5 separate regions of the Homo sapiens genome follow, and regions 1, 2, 3 and 5 are each linked to region 4. Evidence: chromatin contacts called from ENCODE Hi-C data. All regions are on one chromosome and are shown on one strand. Each heading gives the region's core, a stretch centred on a gene start or an enhancer-like site at or near the end of the contact. The rest is flanking DNA. Distances are from core to core; before and after follow the strand shown.

The links. A loop is a pair of places that touch in the nucleus more often than their neighbours do. Pooled maps may share reads with other maps.
Region 1: a loop to region 4 is called in a map of OCI-LY7, with 7 times the contacts of the local background. The contact joins the promoter of MGAT4B here to the promoter of N4BP3 in region 4. A Hi-C loop is called at or near these places in 2 of 168 maps with a recorded cell type or tissue (GM12878 and OCI-LY7), 23 of 37 single-sample maps with no recorded cell type and 10 of 50 pooled maps.
Region 2: a loop to region 4 is called in a pooled map, with 3 times the contacts of the local background. The contact joins the enhancer-like site here to the promoter of N4BP3 in region 4. A Hi-C loop is called at or near these places in 3 of 37 single-sample maps with no recorded cell type and 2 of 50 pooled maps.
Region 3: a loop to region 4 is called in a pooled map, with 3 times the contacts of the local background. The contact joins the promoter of UIMC1 here to the promoter of N4BP3 in region 4. A Hi-C loop is called at or near these places in 5 of 50 pooled maps.
Region 5: a map of GM12878 shows a loop between it and region 4 (7-fold over the local background). The contact joins the promoter of RNF44 here to the promoter of N4BP3 in region 4. A Hi-C loop is called at or near these places in 2 of 168 maps with a recorded cell type or tissue (CD8-positive, alpha-beta T cell and GM12878), 3 of 37 single-sample maps with no recorded cell type and 8 of 50 pooled maps.

What each region holds. Positions count from the first base shown.
Region 1 is chr5:179,805,340-179,808,898 of GRCh38, reverse strand. MGAT4B (alpha-1,3-mannosyl-glycoprotein 4-beta-N-acetylglucosaminyltransferase B) reads left to right here and starts at 2,033. Exons shown (of 15, transcript NM_014275.5): 1 at 2,033-2,412. The coding sequence starts at 2,316. It also overlaps a transcript of SQSTM1 not described here. RefSeq lists silencers at 1,289-1,458, 1,629-2,188, 2,419-2,488, 2,619-2,748, 2,759-3,178 and an enhancer at 2,216-2,877.
Region 2 is chr5:179,529,339-179,532,733 of GRCh38, reverse strand. The region is part of intron 4 of LOC128966623 (a long non-coding RNA gene); the gene reads right to left. Among named protein-coding and RNA genes, the nearest start is that of RUFY1, 20 kb to the left of the region's middle. RefSeq lists enhancers at 1,751-2,356, 2,357-2,963. Within about 2 kb of position 1,978, at least 13 of the 41 ENCODE cell types and tissues checked have a DNase peak (open chromatin) inside an H3K27ac peak, as active enhancers do.
Region 3 is chr5:177,005,371-177,008,751 of GRCh38, reverse strand. UIMC1 (ubiquitin interaction motif containing 1) reads left to right here and starts at 1,973. Exons shown (of 15, transcript NM_001199298.2): 1 at 1,973-2,102. RefSeq lists silencers at 1,848-1,947, 1,958-2,347, 2,718-2,767.
Region 4 is chr5:178,112,205-178,115,386 of GRCh38, reverse strand. It overlaps N4BP3 (NEDD4 binding protein 3), which reads right to left and starts at 1,855. Exons shown (of 5, transcript NM_015111.2): 1 at 1,616-1,855. RefSeq lists silencers at 46-155, 766-815, 1,166-1,485, 1,566-2,115 and enhancers at 626-685, 214-727.
Region 5 is chr5:176,535,340-176,538,754 of GRCh38, reverse strand. It overlaps RNF44 (ring finger protein 44), which reads left to right and starts at 1,353. Exons shown (of 11, transcript NM_014901.5): 1 at 1,353-1,815. LOC124901143 (a long non-coding RNA gene) reads right to left here and starts at 826. Exons shown (of 2, transcript XR_007059071.1): 1 at 632-826. RefSeq lists enhancers at 360-539, 780-1,219 and silencers at 1,330-1,589, 1,670-1,859.

The DNA of each region.
Region 1 (3,559 bases), core at 784-3,283, 1.7 Mb before region 4:
GCGACAGAGCAAGACTCCGTCTCAAAAAAAAAAATAAGATAAACTAAAAATAAATAAATAAATAAATAAAATTACAAAAAAATCCAAAAAAATTTGTTTTAAAATTTTTAATGAGATGAGGTGTCACTATGTTGCCCAGGCTGGTCTTGAACTGATGAGCTCAAATGATCCTCCTGCCTTAGCCTCTCAGAGTGCTGGGATTACAGGCATGAGCCACCACACCCGGCTAATTTTTTGTATTTTTTAGTAGAGACGGGGTTTCACCGTGTTAGCCAGGATGGTCTCGATCTCCTGACCTCGTGATTCGCCTGCCTCGGCCTCACAAAGTGCTGGGATTACAGGCATGAGCCACCGCGCCCGGCCTCTGGGTGACTAAGTTTTAACATTAAGTAACTCATTAACAATTTCTAAGGCCCTTTATGTCACAACCTAAGTGAAAAGCCATTATCCTTTGCCACAAATAGAAGACACCTGTGAAAACACGACAGTTTCCTCTAGAAGGCTCCTATAAGTCCCAGTCTCTAGTTCGGAAAGTTCCAGGAGCACTGAGTGGGGAGCCCTCTCCTTTAACAGGGGGCCTCAGGATCCAGCCCACTTCAACCTCTGGCTCGGCCACCCCCTTCTTGGCATCAATCTCTCTGTCCAGACCCCTCGAAGCTCCCGATTCCACTCAGCCCCAGGTGTGGGCCGGGGCTGAACTAGGAAGACAAAGCCGCATTCAATCTCAGTCTGAGTCCAGCCCCTCGGGCCTCCCCCGGGCGGGTGGGGCAGAGGTCCCTGCAGCCTCCACCAGGAACCGGGCCCCTAGGTCTGGGAGGTCCAAGCCGGCAGCGGGCCAGGCGCTGCCCAAAGCCTGCCCAGAGGCGGCGCTGGGCCAGTCCCTTTATAATTTGCGCCCTTCCTGGTTCCACAGAGGATTGAGGAACGCCTGAAATTAGAACGCAAATGGGCCGTGCGTGGTGGCTCACGCCTGTAATCCCAGCACTTTGTGAGGCCGAGGCGGGCGGATCACAAGGTCAGGAGTTCGAGACCAGCCTGGCCAATACGGTGAAACCTCGTGTCTACTAAAAATACAAAAATTAGCCAGGTGTGGTGGCGGCCGCCTGTAGTCCCAGCTACTCGGGAGGCTGGGGCAGGGGAATCGCTTGAACCCGGGAGGCGGAGGGTGCAGTGAGCCGAGATTGCGCCACTGCACTGCAGCCTGGGCAACAGAGCGAGACTCCGTCTCAAAAACAAACAAACAAAAAACAACAAAAAACAACAACAACAAAAAAACAATGAAGGCGTGGGCCCCCATCAATATCGGGCTGGGCTGGGCGGGGCGAGGTGGCCCCTACACCACCGGGGGCAGGGCCCGTTGCTCCCGTTAGCGGCGCTCTCGGGCCGCCCCTGCCCCGGGAAGCCGGTACGGTTCTGGGCTGGTCACTGCTCTGCATCCACGAGCATCGGCCCTGATACCGCCTAGAAAGGCCCATCGTTCCCGCCTCCCGGGCCCCTGCGCGCCTCCGTCCAGAGGCCCAGAGGAAGCTCCTGAGCGGGGAAGCGCCCTGGGCGGCAGCGAAGGCAGCGGTCGCTCCCGGCTTCAACCGCCCAGTCCCCCGCGCCACCCAGAGCCCCTCACGCCCGGGAAAGAGCCCCGAGAACGTGCGAATGGGGTCGGGGTCCGCGCGCGGAGGAGATGTTGCTGAGAAGGGTACCGGGGTCCCGGAGCGCCGCCCCCGCCGCCCGCCCCCCGCCCCGGCTGCGGTCGACCTGCACTCCCACTCCAGCCTTACCTGAGGCCGACTCGCACGAGCCCACGCGGGGCTGCGGGAGCCGATCGGGATCCCGGCCGCCGGCCCCCACCCCACCCCCTCGCGGCGCCGGCGACGGCGGTGCTGCGGCCCCTTTAAATCCGGGCCGCCCCGCCCTGCGCCGTCGACTCCGCGGCGGCCCCAGATCCAGGCCCCAGATCCAGGCCGGGCCGCGGCTCTCGCCGCCCAGCCCAGCCCAGCCCGGCCCGGCCCGGCCCTGCCGCGGAGGCGAGGCCGCCAGTGTCCCGCGCCCCTGATATCTGCAGTGAGCCTGATACCTGCCTCTGCCCTTCTGAGCCTGTTCCTCTTCCCTGAGTACAGGGCACAAAGCTTGCGCCCTGAGGGGCGGCCGGCGCGCTCCCTGGCCCGGTCCCCGCCCGGCCCCGGGCCCCCCGCCCCTCCCCGACCCGGGGCCGGGGCCCCTGCCGCCGCCGCCGCCGCCTTCCGACCCCTGCGCCCCGGCCCCGGTCCCCCGGGCCATGCAGCCTCGGCCCCGCGGGCGCCCGCCGCGCACCCGAGGAGATGAGGCTCCGCAATGGCACCTTCCTGACGCTGCTGCTCTTCTGCCTGTGCGCCTTCCTCTCGCTGTCCTGGTACGCGGCACTCAGCGGCCAGAAAGGTGAGCGCGACCCCCGCCCGGCCCGCACCTGGCGCACCTGGGCGTCGGCGGCGGGAGCGGGCCCGGCGGTGGCCGCGGAAGGCGGCCGGAAGCCGACGCAGGCGCCCCTTCCCCGCCCGGGCGGCGCGAGGACGCCCCTCCCACCCTCCCCCACTTGTTTGCTGCTGGAGCCGCGGCGTTCTCCTCGGGCCCGGGCCGCGCCCGTGGGTGCTCCGGACCGGACTCCGCGGGCGCAGCTGTCCCGACGCTGAGCTGGGGACCCGTGGGGTTCTCGGAGAGGGGCAGAGACCCAAGGTCACAGAGGTCCCGGAACGCCAGCCACAGCCACCTGGGCAGGAGCTGGGGCGGCGTGAGGGACACAGGCGCGAGGGCACCCCCCCACCCTGCTGCCTGCTGCCCCGCGCCGGCCTGGGCGACCCCGGCGTGACACCCGGTCCTGGGACTCCCTTCGGCGCCCAGAACGCGTCGGCAGCATCCGGCCTGTGGGAGGGAGGGAGGGAGGGAGGGAGGCGTCCTGAGGCAGCCCGGCCCCTGCTGCCCTGCGCTCCCGTGCGGCCCCAGCCCGTCCTCCGCACCCCGAGCTTCCCGGGCTGGCCCCCGCCCTCCGCGTGCGCCCAGCGCTCTTGCAGGCGGAGGGTGCGGGCCGATCCCCCCGCGCCGCCCCGCTGGCCGGTCTTGGCGATGGTGGGGCCGAGTAGGGCCTGAGCCCTCGGAGGCGCTCTTCCCCCGGCCTGGAGGTTCCGGGAGAGTGGCCTCCTGCCTGCCTGCCTGCTGGAGGCCTAAGCGGGCTGAGTCCAGCTGCCCCTCGGCCTCCCCGCCACCTGCTTCCCTGTTTCCCTGTCCCGGAGCGCCATCCCAGAGAGGCTGCGGAGGAGGGCGAGGGAACCTGGACCCTTCCGGACCCTCCGAGCTCCATCTACCCACGCCGAGCTCTGCCAGCACGCCCGCCTGCCGCACTTGTTCTGCCAGAGCAGAGGCCTGGGCTGGCCTTGGGGCTCCAGGGCCAGAGAGGCATCACCCAGGGACTCTGCGGGGAGCCTGCCTGACACGGGAGGGATGGCTGGGCAGAGGCCGTGCTGGCGGGGTATATTATCAAGGGCAGGCATGGCTGGGGCAGAATTCTCTGTAGGTAGGGTGTGTCACCTGG
Region 2 (3,395 bases), core at 729-3,228, 1.4 Mb before region 4:
TTATATTCCTAAGCTAAGTTTTACTTGATTTTATATGCAGTTGGCCCCTCGTATCCTGGGGTTTTACATCTGTGGTTTCAATCAACCGTGGATCAAAAGTATTTGAAAAACAAAAGCAATAAAAAAAAAACAAGAAAAAATAATATAAATAAAAAAATCAATACAACAACTTTTTTTTTGAGACAGTCTTGCTTTGTTGCCTAGGCTTGAGTGCAGTGGTACCATCACAGCTCACTGCAGCCACAACTTCCTGAGCTCAAGTGAGCCTCCCACTTCAGCCTCCTGAGTAGCTGGGACCACAGGCTGGTCTCGAACTCCTGGGCTCAAGTAATCCTCCTGCCTCAGCCTCCCAAAGTGTTGGGATTACAGGAGTGAGCCACCATGCTTGGCCCCAACAGCTATTTACATAGCATTTACATTGTATTAACTAGTAGTGTAAATAATTTAGAGGTGATTGGGCCGGGCATGGTGGTTCACGCCTGTAACCCCAGCACTTCGGGAGGCCGAGACGGGCAGATCACGAGGTCAGGAGATCGAGACCATCCTGGCTAACACAGTGAAACCCCGTCTCCACTAAAAATACAAAAAATTAGCTGGGTGTGGTTACAGGCGCCTGTAGTCCCAGCTACTCGGGAGGCTGAGGCAGGAGAATGGCGTGAAGCCGGGAGGCAGAGCTTGCAGTGAGCCGAGATCACACCACTGCACTCCAGCCTGGGCGACAGAGCAAGACTCCATCTCAAAAATAAAATAAAATAAAATAAAATTTAGAGGTGATTTAAATTATACCTCTAAATAATTAACCTGGGACAGAGGATGTGCATAGGTTATAGGTTATACGCAAATACAGATGCTCCTTGACTTATGATGGGGTTACAACCAAATACATCCATCGTATAGATTGACCATATGGCGAGTTGAATTTACAATGGGTTTATCCAGATGTAACCCTATTGTAAGATGAGAAGCGTTCTGAATGCCCATTGCTTTTGCACCATTGGCAAGTCAAATCCCAATTGAAGCCATCATAAATTGGGGACTGACAGTACAATGCTACTTTATATAAGGGACTTGAGCATTGTGGATTTTGGGGGGAGGGTCCTGGAACGAATCCCCTGTGGATACAGAGGGACTGCTGTATATATACATCTACAGGGCAAGATAGTTTATTTTTAAAAATTATACCATGTCGATTGTGATGACTGGCATATAGATTATGATGGTTTTTCTCTGATGTTGTATACTGAAATGTTTTCATAGGACCAAGAATGTTAGAAAAATAAAGATCTTAAATACAATATGATAAATTTATATATATACTATTTGATTCTGTTAGCTATATTTTGTTTTATATCAGTGATCATAAGTAAAAAATGGTTTTATAATTTTATTTTTATGTTAACCTTATCTGATTTGAGAATTAAAAATTCTAGTTTCATAAAATGAACTGGATAATTTTTATACTTTTTCTATTTTCTTGTACAGCACACTGTCCAGTAGAAATATAATGCAAGAACACATGTGACTTAATGTTTGTAGTAGCCACTTAGAAAAGTAAAAAGAAATATGTGCAATGAGTTTTAATAATATATTTAATTCAATACGTCCAAAGTAGTGTCATTTGAACATGTTATCAACATAAACATGAATGAAATATTTCACCTTCTATTTTTGTACTAAGTTTTCGAAATCTGTTCTTTTATATTGATAGCACTTCTTAATTCAGACACGAAATTTTCATAAGAAGTACATGATTTGTATTTAGGTTTCATAAAATTTACAATTCAAAAAGTAGATTCACATACGCGAATCGTTTCAAACATACCTCTGGGCCCAGCGCCTCGCCCTGTCCTCGCCGGGTGAAGTCGGCCCTGACTGCAGCCTGCGAAGCACCCGCCCATTGTCCCCGGAGAGGGCGCCCTGGACGCAAGCGCAGAGCCCCGGGAGGCGCGGGAAGCCGGAGGAGGGCGATGGGGGCGAGGCAGGAAGAGTACGTGGGGCCGAGGGGGGCGAGCGCTGGGCCGCCCGCAGCCGGAGAGTGTCGCCCCTCCTGAAGGCCCTGGGCAGGTGAAATGAGGACCAGCGCTGACAAAGGGCAGGATGCAGAAGACTCCTGACTTTGGATCTCAGATCACCCTCGGAAGCTCCGATTCGGATCCGCGTCCACAGACCCGGCGACCTCAGACAGACCGGGCGTCCGGGGAAGAGGCGGCGGCAGTGAGCACCGCAGTGAGGAAACCAGGCTCCGGCGATCCCCAGGCCTTACGCCCGACCCCAGGGCATTTGGGAGCAGGTCTGCGTCCGGGACCAGCACACTCTGGACGGGAGCTCTGCCTTTCTGGGGTCCTCCAGCTGAAGGATGTGAGTTGCAAGAAACCCATTCTGTAGACCTCGAAATCAGCGGGGAGCCCCAGGCACTTGTGGGGGGACTTTGATGTGGCTCCCACGCATCCACCCGGCACCGCGTGGATTGCCAGGGGCAGGACGAGCTTGAGTGGACGCTGGGTTCGCTGAGCCCCCCAGAGGCTCCTCGCCCTGGGTCACCTGTGCCGCCTTGGACCACCCAGAGAAACCTTTCCTCCCACCAGGTGAGCCGCAGGCCAGGCGCCAGGCCTGAGTGTGCCCGGGACGGGGATTTCTCTGTGAACGGCCCATCATCCCATAATATCCACGTTGTCTTAGCCTCATGTTCTGAAGAAACACGAATTTCATACACAAGCGTGGATTTTTGCATGTTTTAAATTGTAAATGCGACTAACTCCAAGGAAGTTGGAACTTGAAGCAGGCTCAAAGCAAACTTAGTCGCGTCATCCGCCACCATCCTCCAGGGTAAACCGAGGAGCACAGTTAATTGGTTTTCCACGGGTATTTGCCACTTGTCAGATGGGCTGTTATGGACGTAACCACGTAATTCCTGGAACCCAGTGAGAGTCAGCTTCCTTTACGGGCGTCTGACAAGATGTGCTCAAACACCTTGAAGATCTTTATGGAAACAACTTTTGGCTCTTTATCAAGATGTCATTCAGGGCTCTGAACAGTCGAATACGTTGTGGATGGGTTTGCTGTAGTTATACAGTGTGCATTTGATACTTGTCAATAGCGCTAGTAATGTTATTGCAAAAATAAAACCTTCTTTAAAAAAGAGGCCGGGCGCGGTGGCTCACGCCTGTAATCCCAGCACTTTGGGGAGGCTCAGGCAGGTGGATCACGAGGTCAGGAGATGGAGACCATCCTGGCTAACATGGCGAAACCCCGTCTCTAGTAAAAATACAAAAAATTAGCCGGGTGTGGTGGCGGGCGCCTGTAGTCCCAGCTACTCGGGAGGCTGAGGCAGGAGAATGGCGTGAACCTGAGAAGCGGAGCTTGCAGTGAGCCGAGATGGCACCACTGCACTCCAG
Region 3 (3,381 bases), core at 724-3,223, 1.1 Mb after region 4:
AGTGAGTTATTAAGCATAGCCCACACACAAGAAGAGAGATTACACAAGAGTGTGGTTGCCAGCCTGTGGGATCTAGGGCCATCTTACAGGCTGCCTGCCATAGGCTGTCTGTCCTCAGGTTTGCAGAATGGCTGCCACCACCAATGCATCAATAGTCTTCCCTGAAGTAAGATGCCCTAAAAGGATCTTTTTGGCCCTGCACTGAAACCTTTTCTGATCTCCCCACTCCTCAATTCAATTCAATCAACATTTTTTGAGTGTTTGCTTTAGGACAGGCCCATTGCTACTTGTGAGGATTACATGGATCATGTCTTCATAGAGCTCACAAGTCTTATAGAAGAGATATAGACTCATAGAGCAAAGAATTGTAGTATACTGTGGGAGATCGAATGTCCCAGCAGCTGAGGAAGGATGCAGGAGAAATGAACTGAGGTTCAAGGAAGCAGTGGAAGAAATGGTTCAGGTGGGTTTTGGAGGATCAGTTGGAGGTAGGTGGCATGGGGGAGATAGGGCAAAGGCATTCCAGAATGTAAATGTTACAGAAAAGTATTAAGAATAATGTGCCTGTAGTTCCACGTTCGATTACCCTACTGTTAACATTTTCTTACGTTTATTTTTAGGTCTCTCTCTCTCTTTTTTTTTTTTTTGAGACAGAGTCTCACTCTGTCACCCAGGCTGGAGTGCAGTGGTGTGATCTCGGCTCACTGCAACCTCTGCCTCCCAGGTTCAAGCGATTTTCCTGCCTCAGCCTCCCGAATAGCTGGGATTACTGGCATGTACCACCACGCCAAGCTAATTTTTGTATTTTTAGTGGAGATGGGGTTTCACCATGTTGGTCAGGCTAGTCTCTAACTCCTGACCTCAAGTGATCTGCCTACCTTGGCCCCCCAAAGTGCTGGGATTACAGGCGTGATCCACCACGCCTGGCCAGGTCTTTCTTTTTAATAGAAATCATGACAGATCTATCTGAAGTCCTGTTTGCTTCTCCCCACATTTTCCGCTACTCCTTCTTTCACCCCTTTACCATTACCATGGTATCCATCTAGTTCATCTTATATACTTTTACACACATAGATTTTCTGTAAACAGTATATACTGTTCTAATTTACCTATTTTTAAATTTATATAAATCATTTCACAGTGTACATATTTGTTGGCATGTCGCTATTTCAATAACTTAAGTAGTTGTGACCTAGCAAATGTTGACACATATAGGATTCCTTTGTTTTATTTGTTGTAGTATATCACTGTAGGGACATTTGGTGTTTTATTTATGCGAGACTTATTGGACATTTCTGCTGTTCACATTTTCCGCCAGGAAGCTGGCCTCCTTGAACATGTCTTGTGCACACCTGTAGGAGTGTCTGTATTTTTCTTTTCTTTCTTTCCCTTTTTTTTTTTTTTTTTTTTTGAGACGGAGTCTCGCTCTGTTGCCCAGGCTGGAGTGCAGTGGCAGTGACCTGGGCTCACTGCATCCTCCGCCTCCCGGATTCAAGCGATTCTCCTGCCTCAGGCTCCTGAGTAGCTGTTATTACACGCACGCGCCACCACGCCTGGCTAATTTTTGTATTTTAGTACAGAAGGGGTTTCTCTATGTTGACCAGGCTGGTCTCGAACTCCCGACCTCAGGTAATCCGCCCGCCTCTGCCTCCCAAAGCGCTGGGATTACAGGCGTGAGCCATCGCACCCGGCATTTCCGTATTTTTCTAGACGTGAAATTGCTGGGTCATAAAATGGACATTTTAAATTTCATCACACGGAATTGTCCTCAAAAGTGGCCGTTCTATACATTTTGCCCCACAGCTATCTCTGAGTCTGTTGTTACTCCTTGCTTTCCCCCAAAGCGCAAGCAACTGAGACCGCGCAAGGTGCGAGCCGGCTCACGGGCGGTCAGCGCCTCCCGCGCAGTTGGTACGTCCCGGATGGCTCCCCCGCGGCGGGGGTTGGTTAAGTCTCCGCGCGCTGCGCCTGCGCCCGCCCCGAGAGCGTGTCTCTGGCATCGGACGCGCGCGCCCCTCCCCCTCCCCCCGCGCTCCCAACGTGTGGCGGCTCGCGACCCCCGGCAACCCGGAGAAGGTCTACAGAGCGGCCTGCGCCAGCGAGTGAGTACCCGCCGCCTGCGCACAGCTCCGCCCACCCCTCCCTGCCTCCTTTTCTTCCTCAGCGGGTCCGCGGCCCGCTACTCTCCGGGAGGGGCGCTTCCCGACGCCAAGGTAGGCCTCTCCCGACGCCGGGGCGGCCCTTCCTGATGCCGGGGTGTGTCTCTCGCGACGCGGGGGTGGGCTCCGGACGCCGGGGCTGGCCTTGCCGAAGTCGGGGGTGGGTCCCTCCGGACGCCGAAGTGGGCTCGGGATGCGGGGCTGGGACCCTCCCGATTCCGGGGCGGATTCCGGACGCCGGGACCGGCCATTACTGGTGCCGGGTTGGGCTTCTCCAGATGCCGGGGCTGGGTCCTTCCCAAGGTTGAGGTGGGTTCGGGACGCGGGTTGGGTCTCCCCTGACGCCACGCAGGGCCCCTCGGAACGCCAGGTTGGGCTTTGCACCTTCGGTTGCCGGGCGGGTCCCTTTCACACCTGGGGGGCGGCCTGCATCCTCCCGGGCGTCGGGCGAGCGCCGAGCTCCCTCAGCCGTGGTCCGCGCCGCCTCACGCCTCGGGGCGCCAGGCCCGCGCTCCTTCCCGTGCCGGGTTGCTGTTTTGTTGTGTGATCCTCGTTTTCTCTAATTATTTGCCCCGAAAATAACCCCCAGCGCACTCCTTGGAGATCCCTATCGTCCTAGACGATTTCGCCCCCGCAGGGCCGGCGCGTTTCCAGGTGCTTAGGCAGCGCCGCAGGCTTCTCGAGCGCCACAGCCGGCGGGCTGGTGCCCTGCCGCTCAGTTAACGGGGCGCGAGTCCCGGGCAGTAGTGGAGCTGGATTTGAATCCCAGCAGCTGGACTCCAGTGTTCTTTCATTTAATCACTACATCGCACCGAGATATAGAAATGACACCCGGAAAAAGTGAAAAGTTTATGCTTCTGTCTTTATTGTTTTCCTGTCAAGGGAGGCAGTGCCTTGTAGTCGAATGAAAGTGTGTTTTTGGAATCAGATACATTCAGCTTCAACTCTCAGCCCTTTACCAGCTTATCCGCTGTTTGCGTTAAGTTTCCTCATGTGGAACATCGTGATATGAATACCTACGACGCAGAGTTGTTGTGATACTAGATACTAAAGTGTTTGGATTGTATTGTTACACACTTGTCCTAAACTGAGGCTGAATATAAACTGAAAAAATGGAAAATGAAGTATCAGGGATGTATGCGTGTGTAGGTATGCATTTACCTTTTTACAAAAATTACGGAAATAAGTTCATTGTATTTAGTTATTAGAGCGCTTGGTCGAC
Region 4 (3,182 bases), core at 606-3,105:
CCCTAAGGAATGGGACTGGAATGTCCCAGCTCCAAAAGGGGGGGGTAGTAGGCAAGGGGGGCCCAGAGAGGGGCTGGGAGAGGCTGGCCCACCCCATCCCCTCTGTGACAGACACTTGAGGCAGAGACAGGGGCTAAAGCCTGCGGAAGTGGTGCTTAGTATCACCATATAGTGCTTCACGGCTGCACCGCAGTCTACAGTTTTTTCTCAGCCCTTCTATTTCATTATCTCATTTCATCTCCACAATAGCCTCGTGGGGGCAAACAGGACAGTAATTACCCTCACGCCATTTTACAGATCGGGAAACTGAGGCCTCGGAAGGCGAGGTGAGTTATCCAAGATCCCACAGTGAGAAGCAATCTCAACTCCCTGGGCAAGGTCCTTTCTACCTCAGCAGGTTGTCCTAAGCCAGGGGTCACGGGTTCCCCTCCATGGGCACACACTGCTGTGTATGTATTGCATATATGTCTGCCCAGCCCTCCATGCCTGTTTCTCCCAAGGACACTTGCAACCAGGCTGCCCTAGACTGCGGTCCACCAGGCCTGGAATCCCTCCTGCTGCCCCCCAGGTCAGGAAGAAATAGAGGAAACCTGCCTCATGGGGACTCCGAGTCGCTATGCTAGCTCTAGAGGCGGTGGCAGAGGCAGGCTGGCCGCATTCATTCACAGTCTGGCACATGCACACCACACGCTGCCAGCCGGTAGAGAAGCCCTGCCTGGGAGGGCCCTGGGAGGAGGCTGATAACCGCGCCCAGGATGGCCTCCTGCGTCCGCTCCCTCCCGAGGACAGCCAGGCCCAATCTGTTCCTATGTGGTTGGGGTCGGGGGGTGGCCCAGTGGGAGGCAACGGGTCTCAGTTCTCTTTCTGGATACAGCCAGGGCCCTGATTTCGGCTTGTCCCCAGGCCAGCCCTCACTTGGGCCAAAGGCTGTGGCCGGGACTGGACCGGGTGCTCTGGCGGTCAAGACCTAGGAATGTCCCCTACCCGCAGACCCGCAGCTGCAGCCTGGTGGACCGGCAGGGGGTTGGGGGATAAAGGAGGTGTGGGAGGAAGCGAGAGATCTCATGGGGAAGTCAGAGGGGCAAACGAGGTTGCATCCCCACGGAATTTGTGTCAGGAAAGCAGGGGTGAAGGCGAGGGTTCCCCAAAGCTGCGGGAGGTCCCGGAGCTACCTGGGGGGCGGGGTGGGAGGCGCGTCTCCTCCTGGCCCCTCCCTGAGGCCTGCCGGGAGCGGCTGGGCCGGGGGGCGGAGGCCGAGGTCAGACGCCGGCGCCAAGGACGCCTGCCCCACCCAGCCGTGGCGCAGGGGTCCCGCGCGCTGCTCCCTGGAAAGCGCGTTTGCAGGGGTTGGGGAGAGCAAGGTAGCCTGCCGCCTGCCCCTCCAGCGGAGCATCGGGGTCGGTCCCCGATCCGGTGCCTCGGTGACCGGGAGCAGGGGACACCTGGGCGCACGCCGCACCTTGCCACCCCCGCCCATCTCTCAGACGGGAGCCTCGGCCAGCGGGACAGCAGCTTTGCCAAGGACGCCCGAAAACAAGACCTTGGCGACCCGCCCCACCCCTCCCCACCCCCCGAGTCCAGCCCGGGTCCCCAGCCCCTCGCGCGCCCCACTTACCATGGTGGCGACGCGCTCGCCGGCCCGCGGCTCCGCAGCCCTTGCGCGTCGCAGCTCCCCCGCGCGGATTTGAACCCTCCTGCAAGGCGTCGGCTCGGGCCGGGACTGCGTGCCGGGTCGGAGCGGCGGAGCGGCAGGCGCCGGGAAAACGCGGGCGGGCGCCGGCGCCGGAGCCGGATTGGCGAGGGAGGGACGCGCTCCGCGGCGCTCGATCGCCTGCCCCAAAGGCGGAGGGAAAACCCGGCCTGACTCACCGGCGCGCGGCAAGCCCACAGCCCGGCCCCGGCCCCCGGATGTGGGGGGCGGGGCCGCCTACCCGCGAGCCAACCTGGGCCCCGCCCGGCCCCGACCGCGCCCCCGGCCCTGACCCGCAGAGGCGCCGCACGGCGGTGGCGGGCGAAACCTGGACCGGCTGCGCCTCGCGTCGCTGCCTCCTTGAGCGCCCCGGCTCGTTCCCGAGGGGTGGGCAGCCCCGAGCGCGGCCCACGCCCCAGAGAGCGCACAGCGCCCCCGCTTCTCCTCCTCCGCCGTTCGCCTCGCCCGCCTCCTCTAAGGAAGAGGCGCGTGAGGTCCCTCACCTCCCTAATTGTAGCCGCCTCCTCTCCGGAAAACCTGATTTCCCCCCTTTGGGGATGAACCACAGTAGTACTTTGAGAAGTGAAAAGATTTTACCCCACGACTCTGGCTGAATTGGGCACAGAGTTATTTTCTTTTTGCCTCCAAAGTATTCTAGGGGCAGCAAAATCAGGTGCCTTCAGGGGCCAGAAAAATTACGCAAATGAGTCGTGAGCTTCCTACTAAGACAGTAGGAAGACATGGAAACAGACACAGACACGTAAAGGAGTCATATTCGAAAAATTAAAACACCGTTTCTAATTCAAAAGTTAAGCATAGAGTTACCATATGATCCGGCAATTATAGTCCTCAAACAAGTAATGTTCTTGGCAGTACTAGTCACAATAGTCAAAGAGCCAAAAGGTGGAAACAGCCCAAACTAACAATTGATGAGGGTGTAAGCAAACAATGGTAGATCCATTCAGTGGAATATTATTCAGCCATAAAAAAGAAATGAACGCCATGTGATGACTCATGTCTGAACTCTCCCAGCACTTTTGGAGGCCAGGAGTTCAGGAACAGCCTGGGCAACTCACAAAACTCCATCTCTATCTTAAAAAAAAAAAGACCTGATGTGGTGGCTCACCCCTGTAATCCTAGCATTTTGGGAGGCCGAGGCAGGCGGCTCACTTGAGGTCAGGAGTTTGAGACCAGCCTGGCCAACATGGCGAAATTCTATCTCTACCAAAAACACCAAACATTAGCCAGGCATGGTGGAGCGAGCCTGTAATCCCAGCTACTCGGGAGGCTAAGGTAGGAGAATTGCTTGAACCCAGGAGGCAGAGTTGCAATGAACGGAGATTGTGCCACTACACTCCAGCCTGGATGATGGCGTAAGCCTGTCTCAAAAAAAAAAAGAAAGAAAAGAAAAGAAAAAGAGGAATGAAACACTGATGATACCTGCTACAACATGGATAAACCTCCAAAACATGGCAAGTGAAAGAAACCAGAC
Region 5 (3,415 bases), core at 104-2,603, 1.6 Mb after region 4:
ATTTAGGATTACGAAATATACCAAAGCAGCATAGAAAATGAGCCCCCCATCCCCCTGCCCCATGGCCCACCACACAGGTTAACAGATGTTAACATTTTGCATTGGCGCCTTGTTTATGGCTGTCTTGGAGATAGCCCCGTGTCGCCTCCAGCTGCCTCTTTGTGGTAACTGCCCAAGAGTCGTTATTGATTATATGCATGCACCCAATATTCATTATTCGACCTGTTCCAGCTCTTGGATATTTAGCAAATTACTGATTTTCTGCTTATATAATTGTGGTGGAGGTAATACCCCATTTTGTATAAATTTTGCCCGGGTGGGTGGGCTTCGAGGCAAAGGAGAACGAGGCTCGGCTTTGGATTAGGTTCACACTCCTGCTCCGCCACACTTCTAGTTGTGTGATCTGGAGTAAGGGAAGGCCCTCACTTTCCCCATCTGTAAAATGAACTGGCTATAGTAATCCCTCCGTCTCATAGCTGCTGAGAGGAATAGAAAACTAAAGTATAGACGCTTCACTGGGCTTAGTTCCCAGTTTCCCTGGCTAGGGAGGTCTCCGCGGGGACACCAAACTCTCAAGCCCAGCCTAGCAGCTAGAGCGCCCAGCGCCTGCACTTTTGCTTTAAACTACAACCTGTTCCCCGCCTCTCTTCCTCCACCGCCACGCTGGGGGCGTGGCGGTTAAATGTCTCTGTGACGTCAGCGCGAGCAGGGCCAATCTCCTTGCCCGGCAGACGTTAGCTCGTTTGCATGGGTGGTCCGCCATTGGTCTGTTGGGCAATCTGGGCCGTACCAGCTTTTTAAAGACGCCGTGTAGTATAAACAAGGAGAAGTGGGGCGGCCGGGCCATGATGTCAGCGCGGTGCTGCAGCTCTTGGGGGTGACGTCATCTCCGGGAAGGTGGCCGGCCCAGGGTTGTTAGAGCCAGCATAACCACTTGGGCCGCTCTCGCCCCGTCAGAGGTCAGACCCATTGCACTTCAGTATCTCAGGCGGCACCCTGTCCCCGAGGAGGGGACCATGACACAGTAAGTCCGTACTGCCGGTTCTCCTGGCGGGACCCATTTCTTCGGCAGGGAAACTGAGCCTCAGAGGCGCGAGTAGTTAGCGAGTTTGCATAGCAAGTTCGAGTTGCAGCCGATCGGTTTTGCCCACCCTGGGGTCTCCCCATCTTTATGTCAGGATATGCGGCCCCGCCCCTTGCTTTTGACTATGGCTGCGGTCCCTTTAAGTGCGAAGGTGGGGGCGAGGAGGAGGTTAAAAAAATTCAAGATGGTGGCCCACTAGTCACGTGCGTGGTCGCGGCGAGTGATTGGCTCTCAGGGCGGAGCTCCCGGCGCGGGGCGGGGCCCCTGCGGGCTTGCAGCGGGCTACTGTTTGCCGGAGCCTCCCGGCGCGCCCCCGCGAGCCCCCTCCCGTCTGGCGCGCGACCCCGCCGCTTCGAATGTTGTGAATCAAATGTGGGGTTTGTTACATTCCGCTGCCGCCGCGGACAGTTCTTAAAGGGCCAGCCGCCGGCTGCCGCGCAGACCCAGCTGCGTCCTGCGCCGCCTCCCGCTCCCTGAGGGCCTGGGCCGAGAGAGACTGATCGCGCGTGGGCCTCGCGAGGCAGACGCCGTCGGGCGGACAACAAAGAGAGAGGCCCCGGAAGGAGCCGGGCTGCCCCCGGACCCGGGGGTGGGGAGGGGAGCACATTGTTCCGCAGGGCGGGAGCTCTTAAAGGATCCAGACAGGCACCCCCCCCCTCCCCCGCCCCCTGCCCAGTTTGGCCGTCCTAGATCGGGAACAAAGGAGTCAACGTGTGGCCGGGCGGCCAAAGGTGAGTCGGTGCCAGGGCCCCCAACTTCCTATTCCCCCACCCATGGACCTTCTGTTCCCCTCCCCTGGGAATGGGGGCCGTGATCTAGGTGGCTCCGTAGGGGTTAATCACGGGCGGTCCAGACTGCGGGCAGCGAGACCCCAGGGATCAGGAACCCCCCCCAAGGCCCCCCGTGGCCGGGCCGTATCTCCCCTCTCCTGCAGCTGAGCGCTGCGGTTGGAGAGGAAGGAGCCGCCCCCCTCCCCCTGCGGCCGCCACTTCCTTTGTTGTTGCTTTTGTCTCACGCCGAGCACATGGTCCGGGATCCTCGGCTCTTAAAGTCGCAGCGTTCTGGCCCCTGCGCTGCAGTCTCGCCTCCCGCCCCCGGTGTCCCTCCGAGAGCGGCGCAAAAGAGTAGGAAGCGGACGAGGGAGGCCCCTCTCGGGGCTGTGTCCGCGCCTCGGCCCCCCAGCACTATGCCTGGGGAGGGGTGGCTGGGTAAGCTTCCCAGAGCCCCACAGCGTGCACTTGGCCCGCGTTGGGGAGCCCCCCCTTCCCCAGGACCCTGGTTTCCTCCCCCACTAGTGTGACCACCTGGTTTCTTCTGGACTCTTCTGGTTTTATTTGGGCGCTGTGGGAAGGAAAGATTTCCACCCCCATTTTATAGCTGTGCCAACTGAGGCGCTCAGAAGCAAAGGGATTTCCTTGACCAAGGTCACTAGGGAGTCTTCTCTCCTAGTCTGGTGGTCCGGCCCTCAGCGGCCTCCAGGCACCACACGTTGGGAAGCTCTGCTTGCGCTGGGCAGAGCCTGCTTGTTTCGGGTGGGGTGTGGGGAAGTAGGAAGGGGGGCTTCTCTTCCTGGCTGAGTCTGCTCATGCCCCCAGGGTCTGACTTTGTTTTTATCTGCAAAAGGGAGTGTCTCTTCCTGCAAACAGATCCCTGGGGCTCTTAGACCAAGGTCAGGGTAGGTGCTTGGGGCACTGGACTTAAGGGGTTGGCCGGCTCTCATGGGTGGGTGTGGGGGGTTATGTTAACTGCAAAATGCATTGCGTGCCTGGGGCGGACGGGGCTCAGCGACGGGACTCTCAAGACCCGTTCACACAGAGCTCCGTGATAGGACAGCATGGAGATGTGGACGGGCAGAGCAGTTGTTAGGGGAGGCCACCTGGCCACCCTTGCTATTTGACCTTGAGCAAGTTGCTAGCTCCAACTCTGGGCCTTGCTTGCTTCTCTGTACTACAGAGCTAAAGATGGGTGCCTGAAAGAGAGTGCTCTCCCAGCCTCCTGTATGGCTTGGAGACTCGGGATTAGGTGATTTCCTCCAGCTACTGATGCCACAGGAGTTATGGCTTGGGGGAGTTTGGGCCTAGGAGGCCAACTAGGACCAATTCCGTTCTCTCTGGTCTTGTGGCCTAGAGTAACTTACTTCCTTTCTCTCGGCTCCAGTTTTCTCAGCCATGAAGTGGGTGTAACCCTTCTACGCCACCCCTGTTCCTGGCAGGGCTTAAAGAACCAGGATCCACTCTTACCAGCTGAGGTATTCCCCTAGAGTGGCATATCTGCCTGCTGCCCCGGAAGTGGCACCCTTCAAGCTCTGCTTGAGGTTGGAAATGGAGGTCA